2 separate regions of the Homo sapiens genome follow, and region 1 is linked to region 2. Evidence: chromatin loops called from intact Hi-C (ENCODE). Cell type or tissue: CD4-positive, alpha-beta T cell. All regions are shown on one strand.

Region 1 (8,000 bases), 550 kb before region 2:
TAAAGTCATGGGCTTGTGTGAGTCCCGAGCAATCAAAGCAGCAGAAGCAATGCTCCCAAGGGGTGCACGAGGGCCATGTTTGGAGCCATGCCAGCTTGCCAATCCTTGGCATACTCTGTACATAGCCAGATAACTACACAAGCTCACCTCATCTGCACAAACTCACTCTCTGAACACTTCTAAGGTCACCGAGAAGTCAGGGAAAAATGAGAACCAGGACAGTCAAAGCCTTTGCCTCTCCTGAAGCTATGGGGCTTGTTGCCAGAGCCAAAGCCCCTCTTAGCACTCTTATTACTTCATTTAACAAACATAAGGAGAGCCCGGCCCTCTGCTTTTAAGGGTGGATTCCATTACTATTAAGACTTCTGCGGCCCCTGAAAGATTAACTCAACAGTCACCCCTGTGAAAGCTGATCCAAGTGGAAAATCGAGTTAGAAAATTCCACCTTCCCTTCCCTCACACCTCAGCAGATTAAGGGGAAGGCCTGATGCTGAGTTATGGGGATTTATGGGAATGTGCAGTTGCTGGCTTTTAAACGCTCACTCTTTGGAATGTTGGCAACCTTGCTTCCTATAAATCGTTGCTGGTATTTCTTAGCCTTTCCTTGCCAGCAACGCGGAGGCCTGCAACACCTTTTCCGTGCAGTAGCCTGTGAAAATATTGAAGTCAGGCCCAGAAAAACACCAGCATTGAAAGGGGAAACTTTGATGTTTGCTAGTTCTTTTCAGACAACTCTTGCCAAATCTTAATTTTTCCAGTTTACAAGTAAGGGATTCTGACCATCTGTCTGCTGTCAACCGATGTTTGTTTGGATGAAGATTTTATTTTTTTCTCCCAATCTAGCACTCCTGTTCTTACAAGTAGTTTATTGGACTTCATAAATGTCAGCTTTTTGCAGGCATTTTGTAAGCAGCTTATGATTTAGTATTTAATCAAAATTGAGCAGTCAGCGTCTGTAATCAATCTGAAGCAGGAGTAACAATGAGATTGAAGCTTAAAATGCACCAGGACCACAATTTATGTCTCCCAACTATCGTTGTAAGAACTAAGTTTGCACTTGAAGGTCTGGGGTGGGGAGATGATGCAGGAAATAAACACTTATTGAGTACCTGTTGTGTGTCATTTTATGATTGTGTCAGTTATTAATTGCCAAAATAATACTGTGCAACAAACCATCCCAAACTCGGTGACTTAAAAAAATCAGTCTTTTTAGCTTGTTGGTCTGATGAGTCAGGTGGGAGGTCCTCTTGGCCTTGGCAGAGCTCTTTATGTGTTGGGGATGTGTTGGCTGCTGGGTGATCTTTGCTGGCCTCGTCTGGGACAACTAGGGCATATTGGCTCCATTCTGTGTGTTTCTCACCCTCCAGCAGGCTAGCTGAGGCATGTTCTCATGGCCATGGCAGAGTGCAAAAGTAAGCAAACCCAGTCTGTAAGCACTTTCTCAAATTTCTGCTTGTGTCACATTTGTTAACATCTCACTGGCCAAAGCAAGTGACATGGCCGAACTCTGAATCACAGAGTTCACGCAGGCTGCTCTAACAAAATTCCATAGACTAGGTAGCTTATAAACAACAAAAATTTATTTCTCAGAGATTTGGAGATTGGGAAGTCCAAGATCAAGGTGTGCAGACAGATTTGGTGTCTAGTGAGGACCCGCTTCTTTGTTCGTAGATGTTGCCTTCTCACTGTGTCTTCATGTGGCGAAATGGGCAAGGCAGTTCTCTGGGGCCTTTTTTCAAAAGGGTAGTAATCCCATTCATGGGATTACTCATGACCTAATCATCTCCCAAAGGCCCCATCTTCTAATACCATCATGTTGGTGTTTAGGTTTCAGCATATACGTTTTGGGAGAAGGCAAACATTCCACCCACAGCAGGGAGAAAGACTCTCTCTCTTCACAGCAGGAGGACTTACAAAGTCACAGGCAAAGTTCATGGGCACAGAGAAGGGTGAAGAATCAGGGCCCTAAAACAATCAGTCTATCACAGTGATGCTGGAAATCCCTGAAGGAGGTAATTATTATAACCGCCATCTCCAGACGGAGAAATTCAGAGATTAAACCATTTGCCCAAGGGTTCTCGACAGTTAGCAAAGAAGTCAGAATTCTTTCTTGGCCTAAATCTTAAGCAGTTTACTTTTGTCTCTCTGAATCTACTTTTCTCTAGACATAGGTAAAGCAAGAGTAGTGGGAGGCTCTCAGAAATCATCAATTCGCCACCCTCATTTTAAACATGGCCTCTAGAAGGGGAGCGAATTGCCTAAGGTCTTACAGGGGAATGGAAGGACACAGGAAGGCCCAGCTTTCAGGACAGCACTCTTCCTGCGCCCAGGAAGAGCCGTGCATCTCCAATCTTTCACAGTGCTGTCTTCTGCAGGAAGCTGCTGAGGACTTTGAACTCCCCCTCTCAGACTTGAATACAGTATCCACTAGGCAGGCTCTACAGAGACCTGGCTTGGTCATGGCAGCCTTAAGAAAATGTAGCAAAATTACTCTAAGGGGCTCCCAGATGGAGCAAGGATGGCAAAGGCCTTTGCTAGGTTTACTAGAGAGGCATATTGAATGTTGGCAGCCTTTTATGACATCATGATTAAATTCCTTCCTTGGTTGGTCCTATGAAATGAATTCATATGTTGAAGCCTAAACTCCCAATGTGACTGTATCTGGAGATAAGACCTTTAGGAATTAATTAAATTAAATGAAGTCATAAGGGTGGGGCCCTAATCCAACAGTACTGTGCCCTTATAACAGAGAAGAAGGCCGGGCATGGTGGCTCATGCCTGTAATCCCAGCACTTTGGGAGGCCAGGGTGGGTGGATCGCCTGAGGTCAGGAGTTCAAGACCAGCCTGGCCAACATGGTGAAACCCTGTCTCTACTAAAAATACAAAAAATTAGCTGGGCGTGGTGGCACATGCCTGTAATCCCAGCTACTAGGGAGGCTGAAGTGGGAGAATTGCTTGAACCTGGGAGGTGGAGGTTGCGGTGAGCCGAGATCATGCCATTGCACTCCAGTCTGGGCAACAAGAGTGAAACTCTGTCTCAAAAACAAAACAAAACAAAAACAATAAACAAACAAAAAACAGAGAAGAAAGAGATATTTCTGCCGTGTGAGAACATCACAAGAAGGTAACTGTTCGCAAGCCAGGAAGAGAGCCCTCACCAGAACCCAGCTGTGCTGACACCCATCATAATCTCAGACTTCTGGCCTCCAGAACTGTGAAAAAATATGTGTATGTTGTTTTAGCCACCATCCAGTCTATGGTATTTTGTTGTAGCAGCCTGAGCTGATTATGACAGATGAGGAATCAGATTATCAAAGGGTCATTTATGTATTCACTCAGGCATTCAACTTATATGTATTAAGTATATACCGTGTGCAAACTCTCCATGCTACAGTGGGGTGGGAGGCTGGGATTTTCCCTGGAGAGTGGAGGAGTGGCTTTTCATGTTGCCCTGATTTGCCCCCAGTTCTCCATCTAAGCTGCCAGCAAAGCCTTCACTATGTAGGTTTTTCCCTCCTGGCTTAATGAGCTACTGGCTTTGGAGGAGGCTGGGATGGCCACCTGACTGACTGTCCCTAGGGCAGTTGGCTGGAGTAGTCCGTTTTTATGCTGCTGATGAAGGCATACCTGAGGCTGGGAAGAAAAGAGGTTTAATTGGACTTACAGTTCCACATGGCTGGTGAGGTCTCATAATCGTAGCAGAGGGTGAAAGGCACTTTTACATGGTGGCAGCAAGAGAGAATGAGGAAGAAGCAAAAGGAAACCCCTGATAAACCAATTATATCATCTCATGAGACTTTTCACTGTCACAAGAATAGCATGGGAAAGACCAGCCCCCATGATTCAATTACCTCCCCCTGGGTGACTCCCACAACACATGGGAATTCTGGGAGATACAATTCAAGTTGAGATTTGAATGGGACACAGCCAAACCATATCATTCCCCCTGGCCCTCCAAACCTCATGTCCTCACATTTCAAAACCAATCCTGCCCTCCCAACAGTCCCCCAAACTCTTAACTCATTTCAGCATTAACCAAAAGGTCCACAAGTCCCAAGTCTCATCTGAGATAAGGCAAGTCCCTTCCACCTGTGAGCCTGTAAAATCAAAAGCAAGCTAGTTACTTCCTAGATACAATGAGGGTACAGATAATGGGTAAATACAGCTGTTCCAAATGGGAGAAATTGGCCAAAACAAAGGGGTTACAGGACCCATGCAAGTCCAAAATACAGCAGGGCAGTCAAATTTTAAAGCTCCAAAATGATCTCTTTTGACTCCAGGTCTTACATCCAGGTCACACTGACGCAAGAGGTAGGTTCTTATGGTTTTCAGCAGCTCTGCCTTTGTGGCTTTGCAGGGTACAGCCTCCCTCCCAGCTGCTTTCATGGGCTGGCATTGAGTGTCTGTGGTTTTTCCAGGTGTACGGTGCAAGCTGTTGGTGGATTCTGGGATCTGGAGGACAGTGGCCCTCTTCTTACAGCTCCAATAGGCAGTGCCCCAGTAGGGACTCCGTGTCGGGGCTCTGACCCCACATTTCCCTTCTGTACTGCCCTAGCAGAGGTTCTCCATGACGGCCCCATCCCTGCAGCAAACTTTTGCCTGGGCATCCAGGAGTTTCCATACATCTTCTGAAATCTAGGTGGAGGTTCCCAAACCTCAATTCTTGACTTCTGTGCACCTGCAAGCTCAACACCATGTGGGAGCTGCCAAGGCTTGGATCTTCCACCCTCCAAAGCCACAGCCTGAGCTGTATGTTTGACCCTTTCAGTCATGGCTGGAGTAGCTGGGACACAGGGCACCAAGGCCTTAGGCTGCACACAGCATGGTGACCCTGGGCCCAGTTCACAAAACCACTTTTTCCTCCTGGGCTTCTGGGCCTGTGATGGCAGGGGTTGCCGTGAAGGTCTCTGATATGGCCTGGAGACATTTTCCCCATGGTCTTGGAGATCATCATTAGGATCCTTGCTACTTATGCAAATTTCTGCAGCTGGCTTGAATTTCTCCCCAGAAAATGGGTTTTTCTTTTCTACTGCATCATCAGGCTGCAAATTTTCTGAACTTTATGCTCTGTTTCTCTTTTAAAATGGAATGCTTTTAACAGCACCCAAGTCACATTTTGAATGCTTTGCTACTTAGAAATTTGTACCACCAGATACCCTAAACCATCTCTCTCAAGTTCAAAGTTCCACAAATCTCTAGGGCAGGGGCAAAATGCTTCCAGTCTCTTTGCTAAAACATAACAAGAGTAACCTTTGCTCCAGTTCCCAACAAGCTCCTCATCTCCATCTGAGGCAGCTCCCAAAAGGTTCCTCATCTCCATCTGAGGCCACCTCAGCCTGGACCTTATTGTCCATATCACTATCAGGTTTTTGGTCAGTCATTCAACAAGTCTCTAGAAAGTTCCAAACTTTCTCACACATTTTACTATCTTCTTCTGAGGCCTCCAAAGTGTTCCAACCTCTGCCCGATACCCAGTTCCAAAGTTGCTTTCACATTTTCAGGTATCTTTTCAGCAACACCCCACTCCTGGTACCAATTTACTGTATTAGTCCGGTTTTATGCTGCTGATAAAGACATACCTGAGGCTGGGAAGAAAAAGAGGTTTAATTGGATTTACAGTTCCACATGGCTGGGGAGGTCTCATAATCATGGTGGAGGGTGAAAGGCACTTCTTACATGGCAGCAGCAAGAGAGAATGAGGAAGAAGCAAAAGCAGAAACCCCTGATAAACCCATCAGATCTCATGAGACTTAGTCACTATCATGAGAATAGCATGAGAAAGACCAGCCTCCATGATTCAAGTACCTCTGCCGGGTCCCTCCCACAACACTTGGGAATTCTGGGAGATGCAATTCAAGACAGAATTTGAATGGGGACACAGCCAAACCATATCAGGGCCTTTGGCAGAGACTGTTGTGCCTGCTGTTGCTCTCCTGTGGAGCTCCTCAATAGGTCATGTGGGCAGTGAGTTTTTTTTGGTACATCAAATATGATGTTTCCTAAAGACTTCAGAATCATGGATTCCAATGCCTGGTCAAGTGATCCTAACACCATAGCTTGATTTTTGTCTTGTTTTTCTATTCCCAGCTGAGTGTCATGGAAAATGCCCCAGGAGCTGGAAGGAAATTGCTAACCAAGAGCAGAAAACACTGACTGGCTAGACCAGCAGGGAGGGGCAGTGTCTGAAATGGATACAGGGAGGAAAAAGATGGTTCAGCTTCTTTTTTCTTTCTAGCTCAAAGGATCAGCCTCACTTTATAAAGTTTGGTAAAAATTTTCATGAGTGAAGCTCATATGATAAACAAAGGTATTCCCAATAATTGAACTTGCCAGTGCCCCCTGTGTCCACACCCTGTGGCTGTTAGGGCACCTCTGTAAGACTCAGTTTCCTTCTCTGTAAAATGGTGGGACACGGTTTATAATGTGGTTGCTATAAATGCCTACAGTCACACCCAAGAGGATGTCTTGCTCATGGATATTAAATTAATATTCTTTCATTGGCCCTTCCCTGCTAGACTCCCTCCCTACCTCTGTCTATCTGAATCTTCCTAGCACTTTCTTATCCCTTCAATAATTCAACATTAATGGTTTATTAAACAGAGCCTTCCTAATGGGCTGTTATTGACCTGATGCAGAGCAAATCTTCCACTGTGGGGTTGCCCAGGCCCTTGACAGGAGAGTAACTGATGGGAGAGGCTGACTGTGATGGTGTTCTCGGGCCAAGAGGGAATGGCCCAAGAGCAAATCCTAATACTGTTACCTTCATGCCTTGGAAAACCTCTTAACCTCCTGAAACCTCAATTTCTGCAAAATGGGATTCATATCACCTTTGCCATGAGGTTTCTATGAAATTGAATCAATGTAGGTGAACCTCCTAGCTCCTCACACCTCCCCACTCTGCGCCTAGGGCTCAGGCCAGCCCCAGCTCTGGGGAATGTGTTCAGTTATCCACCTGGTCTATCTGCGGGACTACAACACCCATGTATCTCCCTTGCTTGAAGTCTCACCATAACAGATTTGTTCCTTTGAGTCCACCTCCAGAAGTCTCTGTGGTAAAGAGAAGTGCCTTTGTCCACCACAAGCCCCTGGTGGCTGACGACTAAGAGGCAGGGCAGTGAGATGGAGGGAGCCCTGAGGGAGGGGTTGGGATTCCTGGCACTAGTCATGCTGACTTTCTTGCTACGTGACCTTGGATAAGTCACTTTCCATCTCCGGACTTTAGTTTCCTCAGATGTAAAATCAAAGGCTTAGGTTGTATGGAATCTAGGATTTGCTCCATCTGCAACCACAATTAGCTCAAAATATTAGTTTTGAGATTCCCAGTGGGGTTCCAAAGAAGGGGATCTCAGACATGTCAGTTTCGATGAGACATGTGGTGAAAGGGCAGAAGCAAGGGCCAGGGGCAGGCTGCCTTTGTACGGAACCAATGCTTACTCACACCTGTCACACTCGATGGCTCCAATCAAGGCTCCTCATTGGCTGGCTGATTCATTGATTCATTCATTTTCTTTATAGAGTTTTCTCTGACCACACCAGCCCAGAGTGTTCTCTCCCCTCTTTGACCCTCCATGGCCCTTCCTGTGACATCTCCTCCATTATCCTTTGGTGGCCTTGGCTATTCTGCAGATGGCCCTGTACCTGTCATACTTTCCCTCACTGTTCCCTCTTCTTGCAAGTCCCTTCCTCTCTATCTCCCAAACTCCTGGCCATCACTTCAGGGACTGCTCAAAAGTCACCTTCTCCAGGAAGTCTTCCTAGGCTTCTAATTCTAAACTCTCTCCCCTGTGCTCTCTCTATGCCTATTAATATCCTTCAATGTCTTCCCATTGACACAGAACTAGGCCAAAACCCTCAGTGTAGCTCCCCAGGCTCATCTCTCATCACTCTCTTCCCCCGCAACCCAGCTCTAGTTATGCCAGGGAGTCTCTCAACTCCACTCAGGTGCTTAAGTTGCTGCTTCTGCCTGGGGGCTCTATTCCTCACCCTGTTCCCATAGTGA
Region 2 (8,000 bases):
CCTGCCTCCTGCCTCCTGCCTCCTGCCTCCTGCCTCCTGCCTCCTGCCTCCCCGCCTCCCCCGGCCGCAGCCTATTCTCCCCTCCCCTGCAGCCCTTGGCTCCCACTTGACAAATCCCATCAGTCAGTCGTTCACCCAGCTAGGACTTCCTGAGTCAGTCTAACAGGCTTGGCTCTTTTCTAGGCACTGCAGGGCTTCTGCATTAGTCCATTTTTTTGGTTACTATAAAGGTAATTTATAAAGAAGAGAGCTTTAATTGGCTCATGGTTCTGCAGGCTATACCGGAAGCATGGTGCCAACATCTGTTCCTGGTGAGGCCACAGGAAGCTTCCAATCATGACTGAAGATGAAGGGGAGCCAGCGCATCATGTGATGAGAAAGAGAGGTAGGGGTCGGGGGCCGGGGGGAGGTCCCACACTCTTTTCTTTTCTTTTTTATTTTGAGACGGATTCTCGCTCTGTCCGTCACCAGGCTGTAGTGCAGTGGCGTGATCTTGGCTCACTGTAACCTCCGCCTCCCAGGTTCAAGAGAGTCTCCTGCCTCAGCCTCCCAAATAGCTGGGATTACAAGCACCCACCACCACGCCTGGCTAACTTTTGTATTTTTAGTAGAGATGGGTTTTGCCATGTTGGCCAGGATGGTCTCGATCTCCTGACCTCATGATCCACCCACCTCAACCTCCCAAAGTGCTGGGATTACAGGCGTGGGCCACCGTGCCCGGCCTCTACACTCTTAAACAACCAGATCTCATGTGGACTCAAAGCAAAAACTCACTCATTGCCATGACGAGAGCACCAAGCCATTCATAAGGAATCCACCCCCCATGACCCAAACACCTCCCACCAGATCCCCACCTCCAACACTGGGGATCACATTTCAACATGAGATTTGGAGGGGACACACATCCAAACCATATCAGCTTCTAAAAGGTCTCTGGTCAGATGCAGGACAAAGGCTCCCTGCAGGAGCCCAGGGAGGACAGCAGCTGGCTGAGAAGGGTATCAGCACAGTCTAGGAAGCCCAGAGCATTTGGCCCCAGGCCCCAGGAGATGAACGTGCAGGAGGACATCAGGGACGGAAAACAGGTAGCAGGGAACAGTGGAAGGCAGTCATGGTTCCGAGATGATGGGTCTATGAAGAAATGGGACATGGTGGGCACCCAAGGCAGGATTATGGCATGGGTAGAGAATCCTACCTGATGATCAGCAGTAACTCTGTTTGAACCCCTGCTGTGTATCAGGCACTGTTCTAAGCTGTTTCCATCTATGAGGTCATTTAATCATCATGACTATGTGATAGGTTTCATTATTGCCCCCACTTCACAGATGAAACACGGAGAGGTGAAGCATCTTGCCCTAGGTCACTCAGCTAGTGAGTTGCAGGAGCTGGATTTGAACATCCCCCACCCCTTAACTACTCTGCTGTGGGAACCCAACAGTGTGAGTCCTGGATGAGGCTGATGCAAGGCGGGAACAGCAGCCAAGAGGCAGGACGGGCTGAGCTACTGACTGAGCCTCACAAGGTGCCAGGCTGGAATACGAAGTGAATAAAACCCAGTCCCTGCTTTCACAAAGTTGATGATCATATGAAGAAAGTGGTCATTTAAACAAATAACATAAAATACGATGCGGGGTGTCAGTACAGCAGCAGAGGGTTTTGCAAGAAACAGAAGTATCACAGAGGGTGTGACTGGTTACACTGGTCCTCGTGGAGGATGAGACAGGGAAGGCTTCCTGGAGAAGGTGATGTCTAATCTGAGTTTTAAAGGACGAGTAGAAATTTGCTAAACGGATAGAAAGGGGCGGTGCAGGGAAGAGCAAGTGGGTGGAAGAACACTTGGGTGAGAGGTGAGATCTGGGGTGGAGGGAGATCCTGAAAGGATTTGTGAACCATGCCGAGGAACCCAGGGGTCTCAGTGATGGATGAAGTTGTGAATGAGAGAGGGAGGTTGATCCCGGCTTGAAGGGTTAGGGGTGCTGGGCTGGGAGCCCAACAGATCACTCTAGTGGGAGCAAGAAAGCAGTCTATTCTCTAGACCTGGGCTTCTCAACCTGAGCATTCCTGACAGTTTGAGCCAAATTCAACCGTTGTAGGAGGTTTCCCTGTCCATCGTGGGATGCTTAACAGCATCTTTAGCCTCCATCCACTAGATACCTATAGAAGCACCCCACCCCCACCCTTCCAGTTTTGACAACCAGAAATGTCTTTAGGCATCGCCAAATGTCACCTGGGGGGCAAAATTGCTTCCAGTTGAGAACCGCTGGTCTAGGTTTTCATCATCTGGGAGAAATGCATGAGAAACAAAACAGCCATGCAGTCGGTGGAGGCTATGGAAGAGTTCTGTTTGGGCAATGTCTTAGATGAGAGATGGCTTGTTCTAGGGAACTTGAGAGTAAAGGAGGGAGGACTGGAAGAGAATGGGTTTCAGGCCTCATGGGCAGATATTTAGATACAGGATGGCAAATACAGACTATGTATGTCTCATCCCCTGCCCAAGGCAGACATCGCTAATCAATCACAGTGCTCTTTCTCCCTAAGTCCGGACACAGTCAGCAGTGTTCTAGGGAGGCAGCCACCACAGCTCAGGAGGGAGGGGTGCAAGACAAAAGATCCCTTGCCCTCCTAGGTGTAAGATTCTAAGAAGACCTCTAAGAAGAGGTCTTTCTATGTTACCCAGGCTGATCTCGAACTTCTGGGCTCAAGTGATCCTCCTGCCTCGGCCTCCCAAAGTGCTGGGATTACACACATGAGCCACCACGCCCAGCCAAAATTGTTTTTTCTGACCTGAGGGACTCCTGAATTCAAAATTCCCCTACCCACAACTATCCCACCCCCACCTACCCAATCTAGACAACCTTGATTCCAATAGGAGAGCGGCAGGCTGCATTTTCCTGGTGAGGCTAAGAATTGCTGCCTTCCATCTTCCTCTTTTCAAAGGAAGAGCTGGTCCTGAGGGCCCCAAGGTCCAGGGTGAGGAGGGCATGTGGCTGCTTCCTCATGACAGGAAGGACTGGGTAGTGACACAGGACACATGGGGGCAGGGGCACAAAGCGACTTCCGTGAGACCTAGCTCAGGGAGCTGGTCATATGGCCTAGCAAGGATGGCTCCTCAGGCTGGGCTCGTGGTCTCCCATCTCACTGGGTGTCTGAGACTCAGGTATTGCTGGGTGGTTGGGGGAGCTGCAGCGTTTCCTTACCCAGGGGCCATCTGAGGGGTTCAGGCTTGAGTGCTTTTGGTCCTGCATTTCCTGAGCACCTGCCAGGTGCGAGGCACCCACAACTTCATTGCTCCCACAAACTTCCTGCAGGTAGACCTCATTGCTCTACATTTCAGGTGAGAAAAACTAAGTCTCAGAGAAGTTAACTAACTGCCCAGGGTCCACAGCCAAGGGAAAGCAGAGCAGGGTGGAAACCCTAAGTCACCATCTGTGAGCTGGTGCTCACACACGTGGTGGTCCTCCACCACGCCATGTCCCTTGGCCACCTGGGGCTCATCTTTTAGAGGGAAAAGCTGTGAGCTGGGTGCTCCTCCACTACTCCATGTCCCTTGGCCACCTGGGGCTCTTCTTTTAGAGGGAAAAACAGAGGGACAGAGAGGATAAATAAACCGAGGGGCCATTTAACAAAGTGGTGAAGGGCTCTGGACCAGACTGGGTTCAAATCCTGGTTCCGCCACTCAGTAGCCAGTGGCCCCAGGTGAGTTATTTAACCTCTCTTTGCCTCGGTTTCCTCATCTGTAACATGGAGACAGTGGGTCCTAACTCAGGTGCTGCCAGGACGTTAAGAGTTGCATGCTTGGCACAGCGCCAGAAACGTGGCGAGTACTTGGTGGTCGTCAGCTGCCACTGCTGCCATGACAGGTAGACAGCATGGTAGTCAGAAGCCGGGCATCCCTTGCTCCACCCCTGACTCTCCTGCCTGCACAAGATGCAGCCCTCTCCTCTCGGAGCCCTTCTTAGAGGAAGCTTGCGGGGTGGTGTGTGTTTCTCTCACTGAGTCTGAAGCCGACCTCAACCCCAGCCTGAGCCAAATGTCACCGGAAAGGCATGGCCTGTGGTTTGCTGACGCCCCCGCCTCACCAGCCCTGGAAGCCTGCTGTGCTCTTGGGGCCCCAAAGGCAGAGGGCCTGGCTGGGCCAGCTCATGAGGTTGGAGGCTCTAGAAACCAGGCGGAAGGGACGAGGGTGGCAACCAGATTGGGTCCTCAGTGAGGGGCTGGAGAGGTGAGTGGTTAGAGCAGGTCAGGCTGTGCAGAGGGCCCAGGCCGTCTGGGGTGCTGGGCCATTTGTCCATCTTTCTGCCTACTTGTTCTTCCCTCTGCCTGGGAATTCCTCACGTGTGAGTTTCTCGCTTCTAAGGCAGCTGCCACTTACTGGTTTTCCTGCTCCTCGGCAGCCAGAGCTCAGTCACGTGACCTCAGCTCTGCTAGCAGATATGCTCACGTGGGACCTCAGCCTGCAGTCAGGCGTCTGAAGAAGCAGATGCTGTGAGACCCCCGTCCAGCAGGAGTGCCAGCTGCTGGGCCCCCTCTCCCAGGGGCAGCTGTGGGCGGGACTCAGGGTTGGCACCCGGTGCCCAGCGTCCATGGTAGAAAGTGTGCTGGCTGAGAGTACCGTGGTGACCCCATGGCCAGTCCTACAGGGTGGCTTTAGGATTGGGTCCTGGTGGTGTGGCCTTTATGTTTGGGTCTCTAGTCCTCGCAGAGACTGACCAAGGGCTCAACTGAAAATCATTTAATAAATGCCTTTTTTCCTTAAACAGATGGGATTTCTGTTGTTTCTTCTGTCCTGTGTGCCTCCCCCACTCCCTATCTAATGGATTATCTTTGGGGAAATTCAAACGGGCTTCTGAAGGACAGCTCCATGCTGTGCTTTTTGTGCCTGGCATTTATACAGATGAAATCAAGTTGAAATCAACATGGAGGGCTGCCTTGACCTGGAGGTGTGTGTGTGCCCGCATGTGCACGGGTGTAGCCACAAAATGAGGATGTGCAGCTTGAGAATGGGGTGTGAGAGAGGTGGGTGCAATCTCAATGCCTGGCCGTGAGGCAGGTGGGTTTGGGACTGAGTGTGTGAAGCCATGTTCTTCCTGTACCAACTGCTGCCTCCCCATTTCTGCATCCTGGTGCAGGGCCTTGGGCTTCTAACTCCCACCGTCTACCGGGACCTGAGCAGCACCAACCACAAGAGGGCAGACAGACAGACCACCCACAGGCTACCTCCGGGCCTCCTCTGGATGACCAACTCCTTTATGCCCAGGCCTGTGTCAAGCACTGGGTAGGGCTGGGGTAAGGCTGGGGAAAAAAAACCAGTAGGGACTCATTGCATTATAGGATTCCAGGGAGGGAAGGTACCTGTGTGACCATGCATTGTGCTTTAGCCACAGTGCTTTGCTTTCCAGTAAAATCTATTTCAGCCCAACCAAAGCCAAGCTGTTCTGGGGGGCATCTCCCCAGCCCTTCCCAAGGACTCTGCACACCAGGACCAGACAATGATCTTTGTTTCAGAGAAAGGAAACTGCAACCTGGAGGTGGGTGGTGACTTGCTCAAGATCTCCCAGTGAGTTACCCACACAGCTCCCTCTAGTCTCCAGGGTAGAGAGTTTATGTGCATATGTGCGTGAGCGTGCAGACACACACAGGCACATATGTGCACACTCAGACAATGGACTGCGTGAAGGGTCTTCACCCTCTGTCTTCCACAAGGCCTGCTGTCCCCTCTGCTGGCCTAGACACTGACCACACTCATTCTGCTGCTGCAGTCCAGAGAGTCCTGTTCTCAGGTCCTAGGGGCTTTCACAGCCAGGCCACAACATCAGCAAAGGAGAACATTCCAGAAGTCTGGTGCGGCAGCCCTAGGGTTGGAGTTTCATGGGTTGGAAGGTTTGGTTCTAGCACAGGAGAGGGAACCAGACACTGTGAGGGAAGGAGATTAGGAAGGACCCAAGCAAGGGGAGGGAGGAGAGAGTGGGAACGAGAAAGAGAGAGAGGAGACAGAGAGAGATGTCAGGCAGGCAGAGCGTGCAAAGGAGCAGTGGGGCAGGAGGCTGGGAGAGAGGGTGACGAGATGGCAAGGGTGAGGCAGGGTGCACCACAGCGCAGTCCTGGGGCCACACCCCTCCCCAAATGTAGCCTGGTGTTCGCAGCCCGGGCCTGGCCAGAGCCTTTCCAGCTGAAAGGTGAGAAAGGGAAAGGGGACCCAATGAAGGCACCCCTGCAGTGGGTCTCTGGGCTCTGTCCTTGAATGTCACTGGTGCTAATGGTGATCCACACCTCCAACCACCTGCACAGGGCGGGAGCCTCCCAGCCCCTCCAGGGCTTTGTAAACACTGCCCCAAGCACTTGTGTGTGTGTTGTCTGTGAGGCTGTGTGCACTTGGATTTGAGGGTGTGTGTGCTTGTATGAGTGTGTCCAGGGGTGATGGTGTGACCATATGTATTTGTATGTTTGAGTGTGGATACGTATGAGTGTGTGTGGCTGCCCTGAGTCCACGTGACCTCACTGAAGCTTATTTTGCTGTAAAGGCAGTTGGGCTGCTGGGTTGGGGCTGGGCCTAGGGACAGTGGGGCTGGAGGGACAGGGAGAGGCACAGTCCTCTCCTTCTCCCAAACCGTGTAGAGAATGAGTGTGGAGCTTTCCCCAAATGAGACACCAGGAAGGAGACACCTCTACAGCGACAAGGGTACTGAGGGAAGGGAGGGCAGGGACAGGGGCTTCAATCCCAAACTTGCCATGGTTCCCTAACCATCTCCTCATGGTGAACAAGTCTTCATCCAAACATGTGGTGCCCCAACCCATTCTTCTCAACCCCTCTTCTGTCCTCCCCATCTCGGTACCTGATGCCACCTCTCCAGTCCCCTGGACTAGGAGGGGGACAGCTGCTATGGGGCCTTTCCCTGGCATCCAGGCCCCATTCCCATTCCTCTGTGGTCTGTGTGGATCAATACCGGAGCATATGTGACTATTTAAATTTCAATTTAGGGTTAAATAATATTAAAAATCCAATTCCTCAATAGCACTAGCCACATTTTGAGTCCTCAATAGCCACACATGGCTGGTGGCTACTGGCCTGGGCAGTGCAGGTCTGGAACATTCCCATTATGGCAGGAAGTCCTATGGGGCATACTTGGGCTCACACACCTCTGGACCTTGGCTCATGCTGATATAACCACCAGGACTCCCGCCTCCCTTTGCCCACCTATAGAAGCCCTTCTCCAGGCTCAGCTCAGGCACCACCTTCCCTGGGAAAGCTTCCCGGTGCCACCAGGCTGGAATGCTCCACATCCACCTTCCTGCTCTGCTCTGGGCCTCCTTCTCACCTCTAGGCCATCAGCTCCTCCAAGACAGTGGCTGAGTCTTATTGATGTATTTTTCTTTGTACACACACCTTTCTTCTTTCTAGCCATCCCATCTCTCTCCTTGCCCACCCACTCTTGTTTTCTCTCCCCATCCCCTCGGTTTTTCTCTCACAACCTCTTGGTCTGTCTTGCAGGCTCCTGCATTTCCTCTCACTGTTTCTCTCTTCCCCTGTCTCCCCTCCCTCTCCCCCTGCTTTGCTGGAAAGATGTTAATTGCACCTGCAATTACCTAATTGCCATGGCAATTAGCCAGTTGCACTCTATTTTGAAGGTGCAAATGGAAAATTGCAGGCATAAGGGGTAATTTTTGGGCACAAAACTGTGCCCAGAGAACTTTGGCCTTGGCCCCGGGGGCCCAGGGGAGACTGGAGAGCTGGAGAGAGCCAGGTCTGGGGTGTGAAGCTCTTCTCCCAGGTGGGGTGGGACTTGGGGGTGGGGAATTCCCCTATAAGCAATTCACATCATCTCTAATGCAGAGCAAGACCAACCTGCCAGCTCTAATTATAGTGATTTTCATATTATCACTAGTGCTGATGAGAACTCATCATCAATACTCAGCAAGGTCATTCAAGGTGCTGAGAGAGGGTGGGAGCCCGACCTCCAAACTTTCCAGGCTGGTGTGGAGGGCTGGGTCACAAGCCTACC

What was found. Hi-C counts contacts between places; a loop is a spot of excess contacts. Peaks named below come from ENCODE experiments on the same cell type or tissue, not always from the same donor. Only the 100,000 strongest peaks of a DNase experiment are listed, where the experiment ranks them.
Region 1: it touches region 2 in a loop (2.9-fold over the local background); 2 of 110 quality-filtered maps call a loop at or near these places.

The regions. Positions count from the first base shown.
Region 1 is chr15:69,703,105-69,711,104 of GRCh38, forward strand. No RefSeq gene overlaps it. Among named protein-coding and RNA genes, the nearest start is that of PCAT29, 110 kb to the left of the region's middle. In CD4-positive, alpha-beta T cell, no CTCF peak of the experiment used is centred here; no DNase peak of the experiment used is centred here.
Region 2 is chr15:70,254,753-70,262,752 of GRCh38, forward strand. No RefSeq gene overlaps it. Among named protein-coding and RNA genes, the nearest start is that of TLE3, 160 kb to the left of the region's middle. RefSeq lists enhancers at 4,174-4,263, 5,322-5,401, 5,432-5,651, 7,836-7,905, 7,946-8,000 and a silencer at 4,952-5,111. In CD4-positive, alpha-beta T cell, no CTCF peak of the experiment used is centred here; DNase peaks (open chromatin) are centred at 3,029, 4,049 and 4,419; H3K4me3 peaks cover 868 bases; H3K27ac peaks cover 1,201 bases.